Linked DNA regions of Homo sapiens: region 2 is linked to region 1. The links are chromatin contacts, found by Hi-C or POLR2A ChIA-PET in ENCODE. All regions are on one chromosome and are shown on one strand. The core of a region is the stretch at or near the end of the contact, and the rest is flanking DNA. Distances in the headings are between cores, read along the strand shown. Region 1 overlaps CDKN2B-AS1 (CDKN2B and CDKN2A antisense cis and trans regulatory RNA 1). Region 2 overlaps CDKN2B-AS1 (CDKN2B and CDKN2A antisense cis and trans regulatory RNA 1).

The links. Hi-C counts contacts between places; a loop is a spot of excess contacts on that map. ChIA-PET counts read pairs that join two places held with the same protein, here RNA polymerase II (POLR2A). Pooled maps may share reads with other maps.
Region 2: a loop to region 1 is called in a map of PC-3, with 2.5 times the contacts of the local background. The contact joins two enhancer-like sites. A Hi-C loop is called at or near these places in 7 of 168 maps with a recorded cell type or tissue (Calu3, PC-3, PC-9 and 4 more) and 11 of 50 pooled maps. POLR2A ChIA-PET finds 5 or more read pairs at or near these places in 12 of 52 experiments (HEK293, PC-3, PC-9 and 7 more).

What each region holds. Positions count from the first base shown.
Region 1 is chr9:22,036,546-22,043,781 of GRCh38, forward strand. All of the region lies in intron 3 of CDKN2B-AS1 (CDKN2B and CDKN2A antisense cis and trans regulatory RNA 1), which reads left to right. Among named protein-coding and RNA genes, the nearest start is that of CDKN2B, 31 kb to the left of the region's middle. Within about 2 kb of position 5,431, at least 8 of the 41 ENCODE cell types and tissues checked have a DNase peak (open chromatin) inside an H3K27ac peak, as active enhancers do; they include mammary epithelial cell, where a contact is called at or near this core.
Region 2 is chr9:22,076,162-22,083,481 of GRCh38, forward strand. The region is part of intron 12 of CDKN2B-AS1 (CDKN2B and CDKN2A antisense cis and trans regulatory RNA 1); the gene reads left to right. Among named protein-coding and RNA genes, the nearest start is that of CDKN2B, 71 kb to the left of the region's middle. Within about 2 kb of position 3,915, at least 3 of the 41 ENCODE cell types and tissues checked have a DNase peak (open chromatin) inside an H3K27ac peak, as active enhancers do; they include mammary epithelial cell, where a contact is called at or near this core.

The DNA of each region.
Region 1 (7,236 bases), core at 4,181-6,680:
GAGCTACCTCATTCTTTTAAAATTGTGAGATATTCTATAATTTATTTGTATTCCCCTATTAATATATTTTTAGCTTATTAGTTTACTTAAAAAGATTTATGTTTGCCTTCTAATGTCAAAGTTAGGAGTCATCTGTCCATTTAACAGGTGGTGTTTTCTTGTGTAACTCCTCTGCCTTCATGCAAACCTTTGAGAACAATCTCTTGAAACAAGGCTAAAATGCCTTTGGAGAGGTATTATAGATGATCATATCTACTTTGTGCCTCTTTCCATTACTTAGCTGCATTAGAGGCCCAGCTGTGTAGGTGTAACTCAAAATCCACCAAAACTAATACTGTGGTTAGATTCTGGTCAAACAAGTTGCCATTAATCCAGATGTAGAATGGGATTGAAAGGTGGCTCTTCCACACCCTGACATCAATGTACCAGTTTGGCTCTGTGCATTCTTTCTCCCCTTCTCCCTTTACCACCCTCATATAATTGTTTGTGTACATGTCTGGTTTCGTCACTACGCTGATGGCAAGGATCATGCATGCCTTATTCATATTTGTGTTATTCAAGGATTCTACTCTGGGTTCTATTATGGGGCCTGGCCTAAAGTGGTTGTTCAAGAAATGTGTGTTAGAGAAATCATACATAAACTAGCAATTCTCATTTGGATTCCTGTATCTGAACAACTAACTTTCAGCTTCTTCAGTGGGATAAAGAAGAAAAATGGGGTTTAAAGTACATACTATTCAGTATTAATGTAGAATTTAACAGCTGCCATCCAAGTGCAGAATCCTCTGTAGTTTCCCAGTGTTAACCTCACTTCTATCTCTAGCCATGTCTCAGTGCTGGGTGACTCTCTCCTGGCATGTTCTGGCAAGACTCTACCTGGTTTGCGTAATCTACATCGGCTTCTAGTTTCCACAAGAATTGTTTATATGCATTTAATTTTAGCTCTTGGGCTATAACATGTCATTGTTCTTTTTACTTATCTCCTCTTACTTCTGGAAACAGGGCAGGCATCTTCAATACTTGCTGTTCCTGTTTGGTGTGCTCTTAGATTAATTTTAACTTTCCTCTTCAGCTTTCATGACACTTCAAGACATTTTCCAGTCATATTTCCTGTATAAGAAAATACAGACTATGTCACCACAAAGGGTAGTGGAGATTGGGGGGCATAATTTAATTCATTCAGGGAACTCATATTTTGGTGTGAATGGAAATTAAAGCAAGGTATTTGGATTAATTTACCTCATTTGGTTCTATATTCCATTTAGAGGATAACACATTAAGCTTTTATTCAATTTTATCTGTTATGGTCACAGTGAATCTGGAAAAAAATATATATGGGGCTTAGTTTTCATATTTAGGGGAAAATGAATATCCTAGAGAATAATAATAAAAGTTAGGGAAAATAATGTTTTCCTAAGAGTAGGCAATGAAAATCTGAAGGTACTCAAAGCAGTCTTGCACAAGTGCTTTGAAAAGCCTCTTGCACAATTTTATTTCTTTATAGTACTTACACAATCATATTTCATAATGACTTGCTATAAACAATGTTCTTGACAAGAAGCTTAAAGATACAAAACTGAAGGAAGCACTTTTGGGAGAAAATACTTTTATATTTGCTTACTTCTACACTACAACAGACATAAAATTATGGATTTTTTTTTCAGTGCAATTTTCATATGTCAGTTCTAGGAGACAGGAAATGTGAAACACTGTAGGAGGTATGAGTTTGCCACCTAGAGGAGAGAGGTGAAATTCAACTTTTCTCCAATTTCTTTAGTATAATTCATTAATTTATTTAATTATTTACTCGTTTAATTATTCAAAAATAATTATCTACCAAGCTTAACTATTTTGCCAGCGCAGATTTGATAAATCTGTTCAAGATTTATGAGCTCAAAGAAACCACAAAGTGCATCTTACTTTAATTGCTCAGCTGCCTCTTTTAAAAATCTTTTACTTTTAAGAGAGTATAGCACAAATATCTGAACAACTCTAAATATCCATACTTGGGATGGATATTACTTTGAGCTCTTGCACTATAATAAAACTTTATTCTTTTGTACTAATTCAGTCCTTTTACTTTTTCTTTTTTAATGTTTAAGAAACAAGTTGGATATGGACAAGATGTAATTTCTTCTGTCAAGGAACCCACAGGATAATAGGTTAATGATAGAGACCAACAATGCTGATGCATTTTTAATGACGGAGATAATGTCTAGAAAAAAATCCATTATTTGGTAAAGACAAAGTATGCATATGTATTCCTTTGTTTCAATTATTTTTAAAGTTAAAAAACAACTGCTTATCTCCTTTTGTACTACAAGCAATATCTGGTATAGTGTATGCATAGTAAGTATTCTAGAAATAGTAATTTCATTGTTGACTTGATTATATTGGAGTGGAACTTACTCTGGAAGAGATCCTAACTTTCATTTATCTGAGAAAATTTCCAGTTAGGACATGGAAATTTTTTCCTTGTCAATATTTATTCTTAATGTGTTTAGAATTTTAGAAAATGGGTTTAGGGATTTAGAAATTTCTTTACTAAATAACTCTAGGGAACAGTACCTTAAAAATATTCAAAATGACAAAAACTTAAAATGACATCTAATTTTTTAAGGCCAAGAATCATTAAAAAGGGATCCAAATCTTTAGACTTTGTTGCTCGGTGGAACTAGAATCATTAATATCTCAGTCAGGGGAAGCCATGTCAACTTACTGGTTTAATTTCCTGTGAGCTTCCCATGTTCTCTCCCTGCAAGGACCACCTCAAATCCCTCAGTAGTCCTGTCTTTATGAAACCAGTATAATTTTTCTTTTCGCTCTTGTCCTTCACCTTCCTGTGGCAACAAGAGTCAATTCTCCATATATAAATACTCGGCCCCTGTTTTAGCTGTGTCTTAATTGCGCAACATCTGTTTACTCTGTGTTTTAACATCTGTGTGGATAGCATTGTTGTTGTAATATTTTGACTGTAAGCTTCTAGGAGGTAGAGGCCAGCATTATTTTCTCCATTTTTGGAATGAGAAAATACAGATTACCACAATCAAAGTAGAATGGCAGCTTATAGTAGTTATTTGGATAATTTATATAGTCTCTTAAAAAAACAGATTATAGTAAGAAGTGGCTGAGCAATTAGCTATGGCACACTGCACGGTTTTTCTGACCTCTCAGCTCCTAAATAAACTTTGCCAAATCTTCAGGCCCTCAAAATTTTTTCATTCCATTTGTTATGGGCTGAATTGTGTTCCCCCGAAATGACTATGCTGAAGTCCTAACTCCTAGTGCTTCAGAATGTGACCTTATTTGGAAACAGGGTCATTGCAAATATAATTAGTTAAGATGCGATCTTACTGACATAGGAGAAGCTCCTAATCATGGTGTCCTTATAAAAAGGAGAATTTTGGCCATAGAGACATGCACTGGGAGAATGCTCTCTGAAGACTGGAGTTATGCTGCTAAAAGTCACAAAATTAACAGAAGCTACGGAAGAGACCTTGAATAAATTCTTCCCTGTAGCCTTGAGGGAGAGGATGGCCCAGCCAACTGCTAATCTCAGACGTCTAGCTTCCAGAGCTGTGAGACAATTTCTCTTTTTAGGCCACTCAGTTTGTGGCACTTTGTACAGCAGTCCTAGCCGACTAACACACCACTCTAACTGTTGATCAAGGCAAGAGCCTGTGATCATGTATTATCTTGCTTATTCCTTATCAGCATTCTATGGTGTAGATATTAGTGCCATCTATATACAAATTAGGAAATGGAGCCTCATAGAAATTAAATGACAAGTTCAAGGTGTCATGGCTATTTCATTATAGTGCCAGTGTTTGAACACAAATCAATTTGACTCCAAAACATCATTACTCTACTCAATTCTAGTTCAATCCAGATGTTCACAAACAACCAGACTATAGTGGAGATGTGGGTGGTGGGTTGAGAAGGAGATCATAACCAACATCAGACTGTCAGTGAAGCAGACTGGGAGAAGTTTTATGAAGCCAAGCAGCTGTGCAAGGTACAGTAGAGATGGTCAGATTGTTCATGTGTATGGATTCCATCTTCTGAGGAATGAACTCCTTGATATTCCTGAGTTAGTCCAGTTTAGGCAGGAGTAAACAGAAGGTAAACAGAAGATTGGAGACTGTGTGTGTGCACGAATGCCTCCTTTGTAGCTGGATGTCTAACATCATGATAGCCACACTCACATGAATACAGAGATACACAATTTACAAATTAATGTAACATAAAACTCCCATGCAGTCTGATTTCATCTTACTGACATTTCTGTCAGTCAGTGTTAGCATCTTAATTATATAAATGTGGAAACTGAAATACTCAAGAGGTTCCCTGACTTCCCAGGCCACACAGTAAGCTTTGGTGCCAGAATGTATCTCTAGGCTTTCTCATCTCAACCCAGCATTCATTATACTATTGCTCACTGCGTGTAGAATCAGATTTGATTTCTCTGACTTTTCTTAGTCACTTCTGTGGTTTTGTACCACTCCCTCTCTCACTAAATAACTGCCTGCAAAAGTAAAAATTTCCATGAAAACAGAAAACAAATGTACCAGAAATGTTGATGGTGTAAGAGATAAAACTGGGATAAAGAGAAAATGTGTTGGAAAGTGGTGTCCTTTAATGCAACAGAAAAGTATATTGGGAGAAAAAGAAAAGAGAGAAAAATAGACAATCTGAAGTGATGAGAAGAGCAAATGCTACAGATGTACCTGAACCTCTTCAGTAGGTGTGATCCTGAAGAGTTGTGTATAACAACAATGAACAAAAATAAAATGTACTGTGGAAATTGTCTAGCTGTTGAGATCCTCCTGTGCGATATTTTTCAAAGTGAAAACTCCAATCAACCCTAGCTTATTTATGGAGAAGACTTTGCCCCACAGTACCCAGAAAGTTTCTTGACAATATCATATATGCATAATAACCCTGAGACAATTTTTGTTTACCAGGAAAACATATAAAAGGGAACATTAAACTTTGTCTAGTTCTACTGCATAAACATGTGATAATGTGCATGGTGACCTTCTGTTGTAAATGGAAAGAGTTAAGCTCTCTGAATCTACTGCTGAAAGGTGAAAACACTTTCTTAGGGCTTTGAACTTCATTTGAAATCTTACTGAAAAAACACTACAGACTCTATTTTCTTTATATTTGAAGATACTTTACATAAAAATCTAAAGCATTTTGACTTATGTTTTCATCTACTTGAGAAGGAAACTCACAGACTCCAAAGCAACTGTTGTCTGTTTTGAAAAAAATTTCAGAAATCACCAGAAGCAATAGGGAGTGGCCTTGATTCCTGTTCTTGTATTTATGGGTAGCTAAAGTTCATATTTCTCAACATACCATAATCTCTGTGTAATTGGCCAAATTCCATGGTGGATAATTAGATCTAGCTTACCAGGGCAGATTTGGATGGTGAGAGCAGTCACACTGTTCTGGGAATATGTTAGCCAAGTTTACTATGTTTTACATGAGTTGACAGACTCACCTCACTTGCTGAAGGACTAGCCCAGCAGGTTCTACGGGTGAGATCACTGCTAGCTCATTCACTGCTGGGCCTGGTAGGCACAAGAGGCCAAGAAATAAATAATGTGAATTTGGGCTTCAGAAGTTCTCTTTCCTATTTTCTTTCCTAAACCCTTTCTTCTACCAGCTGTCTAGGGGCTAAAACATTTGTTCATACGTTTATTAACTAATTCAACAAATATTTACCAACCATGTTTCAGGCACTGGACACTAGAAATATAATAGTGAACTAGACATTTTCTGCCTTCAAGGGTCTATGAACAATTATAATATTCTGAAAAATATTACAATTCACAGAGCTCAGTAATCCAAATCCTTATTATTTCTGTCTTTAAAAAGCAGAAAGTGAAAAATGCTCTTAAAAGAGGATGGCATAGAAATGTATTTATGCATTGCAACAGATAAAATTAAGGAATGCATGAAGACTGGTTCATCTGTGTGGTTGTGAGTCAAGAATAAATCCCACCCTCCCTGAAGTACTCAGACTCTACCTTGCCCCATGGCCACCACTGTGGCCCAATGGAAGCACCAGTCCAGGGGGTCTCCATTCATGCTGTCTTTGGATGTCTTCAGAATGTTGTTTCACAAGTACTCAGACCCAACAGTAAGATTTTAAAAATTGTCCATAATATTAACCTTGGCATTATTATGTTAAAGAAAGCAAAACAGATATCACTGAGTTTACTTCTCAAAAAAACCTTGCGTTCCTGCAAAAGTTTCTTGAATTCTGACTCTTGTCACACAATCACACAAGAATGGCTATACTTAAACCCTTCTAATCAATTATATCCTTAATATGTATGACTGAGTGATGTGTTTTCATGACTATGAAATGTATACATGTTTGGAAAATCTATTCACAATAGAGTTTTATGATATTCCTGTTAACAGGCTGTCATTGTAACACTGTTTATGCAGGAATTGTAATTCTATCTGTTTTTATTTTTAGCGTCTTTTCTCTCCATCCCCCAAATTTTAAGGAGCTATCAGGTCTGTATTTTATTTGGTTTTGAAGTTTTAGGTTATTTGTAGTTATAATAGCCATATCAATTATTCATTTAGCAAACATGTATTGAGTGCTACTATGTGCTTAGATTTTTCCAATGTTGTGAAGGATAATTGGCTAAAACTTTTCCACTTTTATTAGTAATTTGAGAGTTTTTTTCTCCATGGATTTTAGTCACTGGTAAAGGCTGTTTCATATTCATAGATTTTTTTCTACGGTAAGAAACATATGATGTTGAATAAGGTATGAATTACAAATTAAGGCTTTTCCACATTCGCTGCCTTTATAAGATTTTTTTTTCTTCATCAAAATCTATTCACACACACACAGACACACATGCGCTGTTTTGATTTTCTTCAAATATATCCAGTGTTCAGTTCTTGGGCACATATTAATATACTTGCCTAGATGAAGACTATGTGTCCTCAGGAATTTATAATCTAGCAGGTGAAAGATTTGCTTCTTTCAAAATGTGACTCTACTTCCCCACTCCTTAGGTTGTGAAAGCAGTTGTTTACGCTTTATTTCATTGTTTTCCAAACTTTAGTTATTTATGTGCCATCTTCATGATTATGCTATTCACATACCACCTATACTATTATGCTTCTGAAAATATACTATGATTTTCAACTTAATTAAATTTGTTTAGTAATAACAGTAGCTGTTACATCACTAGGTTGATGTGC
Region 2 (7,320 bases), core at 2,665-5,164, 38 kb after region 1:
TCCTGTCTCAACCTCCCAAGTAGTTGGATTACAGGCACCTGCCACCATGCCTATCTTAATTTTTGTATTTTTAGTAGAGACAGGGTTTCACCATGTTGGCCCGGCTGGTCTTGAACTCCTGACCTCAGGTGATCCACCCGCCTGGGCCTCCCAAAGTGTGGGATTACAGGTGTGAGCCACCACACCTGGCCTGAGTTTAACATAAACAAAGAAATAAAAATAATATAATCTCTCAAAATAGCAAAGAACAGGGTTGTCTAATCAAAATATATAACTATTTATTTTTAATAGCCACATTACAAAAGTAAAAAGAAACAGGTAAAATTAATTTAATTTAATTTTAAAAATATATTTTAAGGTATACAACACGGTGCTATGGGTAAAATGGTTATTACAATGAAACAAATTAACATCTCCATCATCTCACATAGTTACCTGCTTCCCTTCCCACTCCAAACCCCTCATTGCAAGAGCAGCTATAGTTTACTCATTTAGCAAAAATCCTGAACGCAATACACCATTTTTATTATTTTTTAAATTTATTTTTTTGAGACAAGGTCTCACTCTGTCACCCAGGCTGGAGTGCAGTGGCGCAATCTTGGCTCACTGCAACCTCCACCTCCCAGGCTCAAGCAATCCTCTCACCTGAGCCTTGCGAGTAGCTGGGACTACAGGCACGGGCCACCACATTTGGCTAATTTTTGTAGAGACAGGGTTTCACCATGTTGCTCAGGCTGGTCTCGAACTCCTTGGGCTTAAGTGATCTGCCCACCTCAGCCTCCCAAAGTGCTGGGATTACAGGCATGAGCCATCATGCCTGGCCTACAATGCACTAATATTAACTATAGTTGGCAGGTTGGGCATTAGATCTTCAGACTTGTTCATCCTACATATTTGCTACTTTGTATCCTTTGAGGTACATCTACCCATTTCCTCCACCCACCCTACCTCTGGTAATCACTATTTTATTCTCTATTTCTGTATATTTGACTTTTAAAAAAATTCTACATATATGTAAAATAATGCAATAGTTTTCTTTTTGTATCTGGCATATTTTACTTAATATAATTTAAATAATATACTTCATTTAACTCAATATATTTAAAGTATTTTAACATACAATGAATGTAAAAATATTGAAATGTTTTGCACTTTTTTCATGTAAATATTTAAAATTTGGGGTATATGTTATAGTACATGCCATTTAGGACATTAAATTGCCAATGGAAATAATATTCAGATTTTATAACATTTGCAGTTGAAAAAGTAGATACATGTATCCAAGTTGCTCTCAACATACTTAAAGTTTTCCAATAACTGAATTAAATATCAGTTTATCAGTTTAATATAAACAATTAGGGTAAATGAAAATAAAATTTCAGCTCTTTGGTTCCATTAGCCATGGTTCAGGAGCAGAATAGTCACCTGAGGCTAGTGACAACGCTTTTGGATCACAGGAAAGAAGAAAAAAAATCAAAATAATTTTTCTTGGTCACATTTAGCTCCTTTTCTTCCAGGATGATTACGGAGCTAGGAATTTCCTACGAAGCTGGGTGATAAAAGGACATTGGACAAAAACACAGATAGCTTCATTCTATACCAGGATCCATCACTGATTAGCTGTATTATATTTGTCTCTACTGTAATTTGAGGAGAATGATACCTGCTTCTCTATCTTGTTGGGTTTTACAGATGATGTATTGAAAGTTCAATAAAATCTATAAACAATAGATCTCTGTGGCTTGAATGGTCCTCAGATATCTTGACCAATGATTCTCAAATGCTTACCATAGACCATAATTTTTCCCCACATGACACTGCTTCATATTTTTAAGTTTTTTTTCACCAAATATTTTGTTTTACTATCTCCAAGCCCTGAAACTTTTTTTCTCCCTCAAACATGACTTCAACTTTACTATCCTGGTCCCTTTCTATTGAATGTGTTTTGTTTGTGTCTATATTTCTTATAGTGTCTTGAACTGATTGTACTTACGATATGACTTGACTAGCATAAGATAGAATAGGGCAGTCATCTTCTTTGATCTAGACTAGATGCTATCCTTCTATTAATGCAGTTGCTAGTTTTGTATTTGCTTGCTTTCAATTTTTTTTTTTCAGATTTTGGTAACCACTGTTACTTGACTCGTATCAAACTTATCAGTAGCTAAAACCCCCATTTTCCCTCTTCCTGTGCTTATTTGACTAGTTTTGTTGCGCTTTCTGAAATGTTTCTCACTTGTTTTTGACCAAAAAAATAAAAATAACAAATGCCATTGATTCTGTGTCTATACTATTTGAGGCAGTTAGGCCTTTACTTACTTCTTCCAACATTTTAAGCAGTGTTGCATTCAATTTGAACAAGAGGAATAAAAAGGCTTGAGAAATCTTAGGGAAGTGTGTCTCAAGCTTTAGCAAACAAACAACAGATCTGCAGGAGATCTTGTTAAAATGCTAAATTCTGATTCAGCAGGTCTGGAGTAGGGTCCAAGATTTTACATTTCTAGTAAGTTTCTATGGATTATGTTTTGAGCAACAAATTCTTAGAGTGTCTGAAAGGTTTTTAAAATAACTGATTTCCCTTCAAAATCTTCTTCATTAGGAGTAAAATATACATCTTCTCACTCTGTAAATCAGCTCTGAGATCTTCTATAATCTTAGCTGAGGTTTGGGTATGCAGAGTTTTGAAACTCTTATTTGCTTAAGAGAGGAGCCATGTATGATCTTCTTTTGGGTTTCCCCATTGTCTGGTAAAATGAGGAGCATTACTAAACGGCACTCACTTTTACTGAGTTTGTTTGGATCCCACAGAGAACTGAAAAAGTCACCATTATGGAAGCCTTATCAGAGAGATGGGGACAAGTCGCCCCAAAGCAGTTGTCAATATCTGGAAGATATTTTTCTAGTTGGCCTTATATTTCATTTCTATTTTCCTCAGTTCTAATTCAGTTTATCACAATTAAAAAGAAACCAATGAAAAACATAAATATTGGAGATCATTTGATTTCATTGGAGGCTGGAAAGGATAGAAAGGCTGAAAAGTGGCCGGGTGCAGTGGCTCACGCCTGTAATCCCAGCACTTTGGGAAGCCGAGGCGGGAGGATCACCTGAGGTCAGGAGTTCGAGACCAGCCTGGCCAACATGGTGAAAACCCATCTCTACTAAAAATAAATACAAAAATTAGTTGGGCGTGGTGGCACGTGCCTGTAGTTCCGGCTACTCGGGAGGCTGAGGCAGGAGACTTGCTTGAATGCAGGAAGTGGAGGTTACAGTAAGCCGAGACTGTGCCTCTGTACTCCAGCTTGGGTGACAGAGCAAGACAGAGTGTGACAGAGCAAAACACCATCTAAAAAAAAAAAAAAAAGGGAAAGAAAAAAAAGAAAAGCTGAAGGGTGTGCTGGGTCCTGTCCTGGGTGAGGGAACAACTTGTGGAAAAGTGAATTGAGGCTTATCGGAATGTTTGGGGCTCCTCAATAATGTTGGCACTCTGAGATACAGACCAAAAGTGAGGTAAAAAGCGAGTGTTTCCTTTTTTTCAGAATAGGACTTTACTCCAGATTTTCTTACTCTTCTCTTGATTCCTTCACCATCCTTGATCGACATTCACCTCAGATGCCCATGTCCCTTCTCCACCGGCATAGCTTGTTTTCTTCTTAATCTTCTTGTGTTCATCTAGCCTCACATTGCATTTGTCACACTTCGTTGAAAACCTACTGTTTGTCAAAGTGTCTTTCTAGTAATCCAGATATCTCTTCCCCCATGCCTTTGGTGTGGTTTCGGTAGAGTCATACAGAGCAGCAATGCCTTATGAAAACGAATTTTACAGAATCTGCCTGTTCATCAAAGGAGGCCAGACAGGAGGTGAGAAAAACCAGGTGTGTCCCACACCAGTCTCAATGAAGCCTTTTGGGGTGTCTTGTGCTCTTGACTAAATCTCAGATGGTACTGAATGAATAATCACCAAAGGCGTGAGCTGTTAAGGAATCCCAGTTTGGCTGGCTCTGTGCAGTCAGATGTAGCCAGCCCTGTTTATGTGTGAAAGGATTGGGTTTTCCCCAAGCTGTTTGGTAATGTTGCAAGAACAGACTTTCCCCTCCCTGGCTCCCTGGAGTAAAATGGCTGCCAAAGTATTTTGGAACAGAAACTTAGAAATGTACCGACCACTAGAAGAGAGTAACAAGGGTCCTTTGATATTTTCCGTGTTCACTATGATCAAGCTGGCATCGTTTCCTTCTGAGCTAAAGATTCTGAGCTATCATTGGCTGATGTGAGCTTGTGACCTAGCTACTTCTGTTCACAATACACTGTGGAGGGGCAGCGGGGGCAGCCCTATTTGGGTTGAGAGTCTTTAAGGAGAGCTTTACAGATGAGTTCTAGTGAAGCCCATCAGGGAGAAGAAAATCAAACACAATGGGAAATGTTTAACAATTAAAACCAGGCTTTGCCTGTGTGGTCCTGTGTTTTACCACATCACTCTATGGAAATGGGCTGTTGGAAGGAAGACTGTATTTCTGACAGTTTGCAGAGCCAAAAACCTGTTGAAGGCTTTTTGTAAGGTAGTGGAGAAAATGGCAAAACCTTTAAAACTTAAGGGAAATTACTTGATAGTTCTGATGACCACAGGCCACCAGACTGCTGGGTCATGGAATTATAGCTACATGACAAAGAAAATAGGAGGGTGGGCTGAGCCAGACTCAGAAACTATTCCAAAAGTACTATGACTTTTTAGGAAGCTAGTTCTTTTTATTTGAAATATTTTGTGTTTTTTTGCATGAGAATTAGCCTATGCTTCTTAAAAATATCATAAAATGTCAGCTAGTAGAAAAATAAAGAGTTTAATCTCCACTCCGACTACCTAGAGTCAACCCTTGTTCATACTGCAGTACATTTTTTTCTTTTAGTTCTGTTCTATGCTTTAAATAAAAATACAATTAGGTCCATATGGCAATATAATTTTGACTCCTTTTAAAACTGTAGCTTATATCATAAGTCTATTTGATGTTGTTTTGAAGTTGTCATGTACATTTTGTCATACAAGTTTTTAATGACTGTTTTTATGGGGTTGTGCCCCAAGTTACTTATTCATTCCCATGTTATCAGATATTTTGTTCTTTAGCTTTTTTTTTTTTTTTTTTTACATTATAACTAATGAGGCAATGTGTCTTGAGTATTTTGAATTAACTCTCTAGAATCGATTCTTGGGGAGGTTATTTACTTTGAAGTGATGGACAGAGTGTAGGAGATTTATGAGTGAACTCTTGTCTGATTTGGAAATATAGAGTTGTTTAGGCTAGGTATTACCAACCCAAAGTTGACACTTGAGTCACCTAAGTTCTTCTCTACTCCAGAGACTTGGCCCTGCCTGGCCTGATCCCAGGAAAAGAGATTTTAGGGATTACAGAAATGGGAACAAGTTGTGGGTCTGAGCACAGCATGCAAATTAATTCAACACAGCCCCTGGGACAGGCCCATGATCAGTGAGCTGAAACTCCCCCTTCAAGTGCTTTCATGATTAGACTCCAGCCTAGGAAGCTTGTCTATTAGTTGTGTAATCTTGAAAAAATCTCTGACACTTTTCCCTCTGACTCAGTTTCCCCATCTGGCACCCAATCTTTTACAGTGTTATGAAAAATAGGGAAAATGTAGAAAGGAAGAACATGGCACCCAATCCTTAATGGACACTCAGTGAAAGCTGGCTATCATCATCATTTTTGGGGTTGTTGTGTTCTACAAATGTATTTTCCCAGGAGTTTTTTTTACTCTGTCTCCTCTTTCCTTCATATACCCCCAGCCTGTGGCTGGGGTCTTGCTTCAACCACCATGCACCTTTCTGAAACCCAAGTTTTACTCCCTGATAAAGGTATTGACCTCTTGTTGGTCTCATCCTCCAGACCTACCTATACTTAAGAAAATGACATCTCTTTAAACTGGTCCCCAGTTCACTTGTTTTCCCTAACATTTTAATTCACAAGATTAATCACTTCCCTTACAGGCCAGTCTTACTGCAGAGTTGATTTTTATAATTTTGGGCCTGTTGGTCTGGTTGTACTTTTCTCTTTCTGCTGGTCTGCTAGTTATAGCGGGTCTTGAAAGCAGTGATATGTTATGACATTGTCATCACCCTCATTATTGCTCTTTATATAACAGTAGCAGCATAACTGTGTTTTGATTTCTTGTACAAGGCATAAAGTGTGCTAGTGGCTCACTATTCACATCAATCTCATCAGAAAATGTTATTTCCTCCTTTTGTTGATCATGATATAGAGGCCCAGTGACATTAGGTAACTTGCTCAAGATCACACATGTGGAAAGCTACAGAGCCAGACTTGGAACTGAGTCCATTATATCTTAATCCCACTGCACTCCAAAATTTGTTGAATGAAGGAATAGATAAACGTATCATGATTTTGATGTTCTGACTAATTCGTAGCCAGTACTTTATTGCTATCGGAGCTTAAGCTTTAAGTACTGGCTAGGAAATAGTCAGAACTTTATTTTTAAGGAGGAGCATATAATTATGTATATTTTATACCTGTAGTAAATTGGGAACTATAGAAAACATGTAGAGGATTGTGTTTACCAACTTCATGTAGAGTGAGGATACCCGACTCTAGCTTGCTGGTAGTTAGGTAAGTCAGACATGGGCAGGGGATAAACCAAATTAGACTATTTCCATTTGACTAAGCCATATAATCAGGTGTAAGCCACGGAAAGAAATCTGGAAAGACAGGTGCAATATTAGAAGATGGCTCATGATAGTGATCATTAGAGGTTCAGGCTTGAGAAAGCCAATTGGAATCAAGAAGGCCTAATCCTGGGGTTCTGTCACAGAAAAGAAGGCTGGTAGCAGGAAGAGGACATGTAACATGAATTACATGATTAGATTTGTGTCATAATAACAAAAACAATAATGATAATAACACTAATAGCTTGTTATATGCCATGCCCTGTACTAAGAACTATACGTATGTTATCCCATCTAAATCACATTTAATAGATTCCCATTTTTCTCATGAGAAAATTGCATCATACAGAGATGAACTAACTTGCTCAAGGCTATAGACCTGGTAATTAGCAAAGCAGGGATTTGAATTTAGATGTATTTTTCTCTGAAGGCTGGGTTTAGATAAATGGATCTGGAAGCACTGGGAAGGATGAATTAATGGGATGGAGTGCAGGGGATGCAGAGTGCCCACTTATGGAATGATTTCATTCAAGAGAGACAGGAGGGTCAGAGGTAAGAATGCTACCGCTGGGACAGAGAGGAAGGTACAGATATGAGATATGGTAAGAAGGTATACTACAACAGTGGCTCCCAAATCT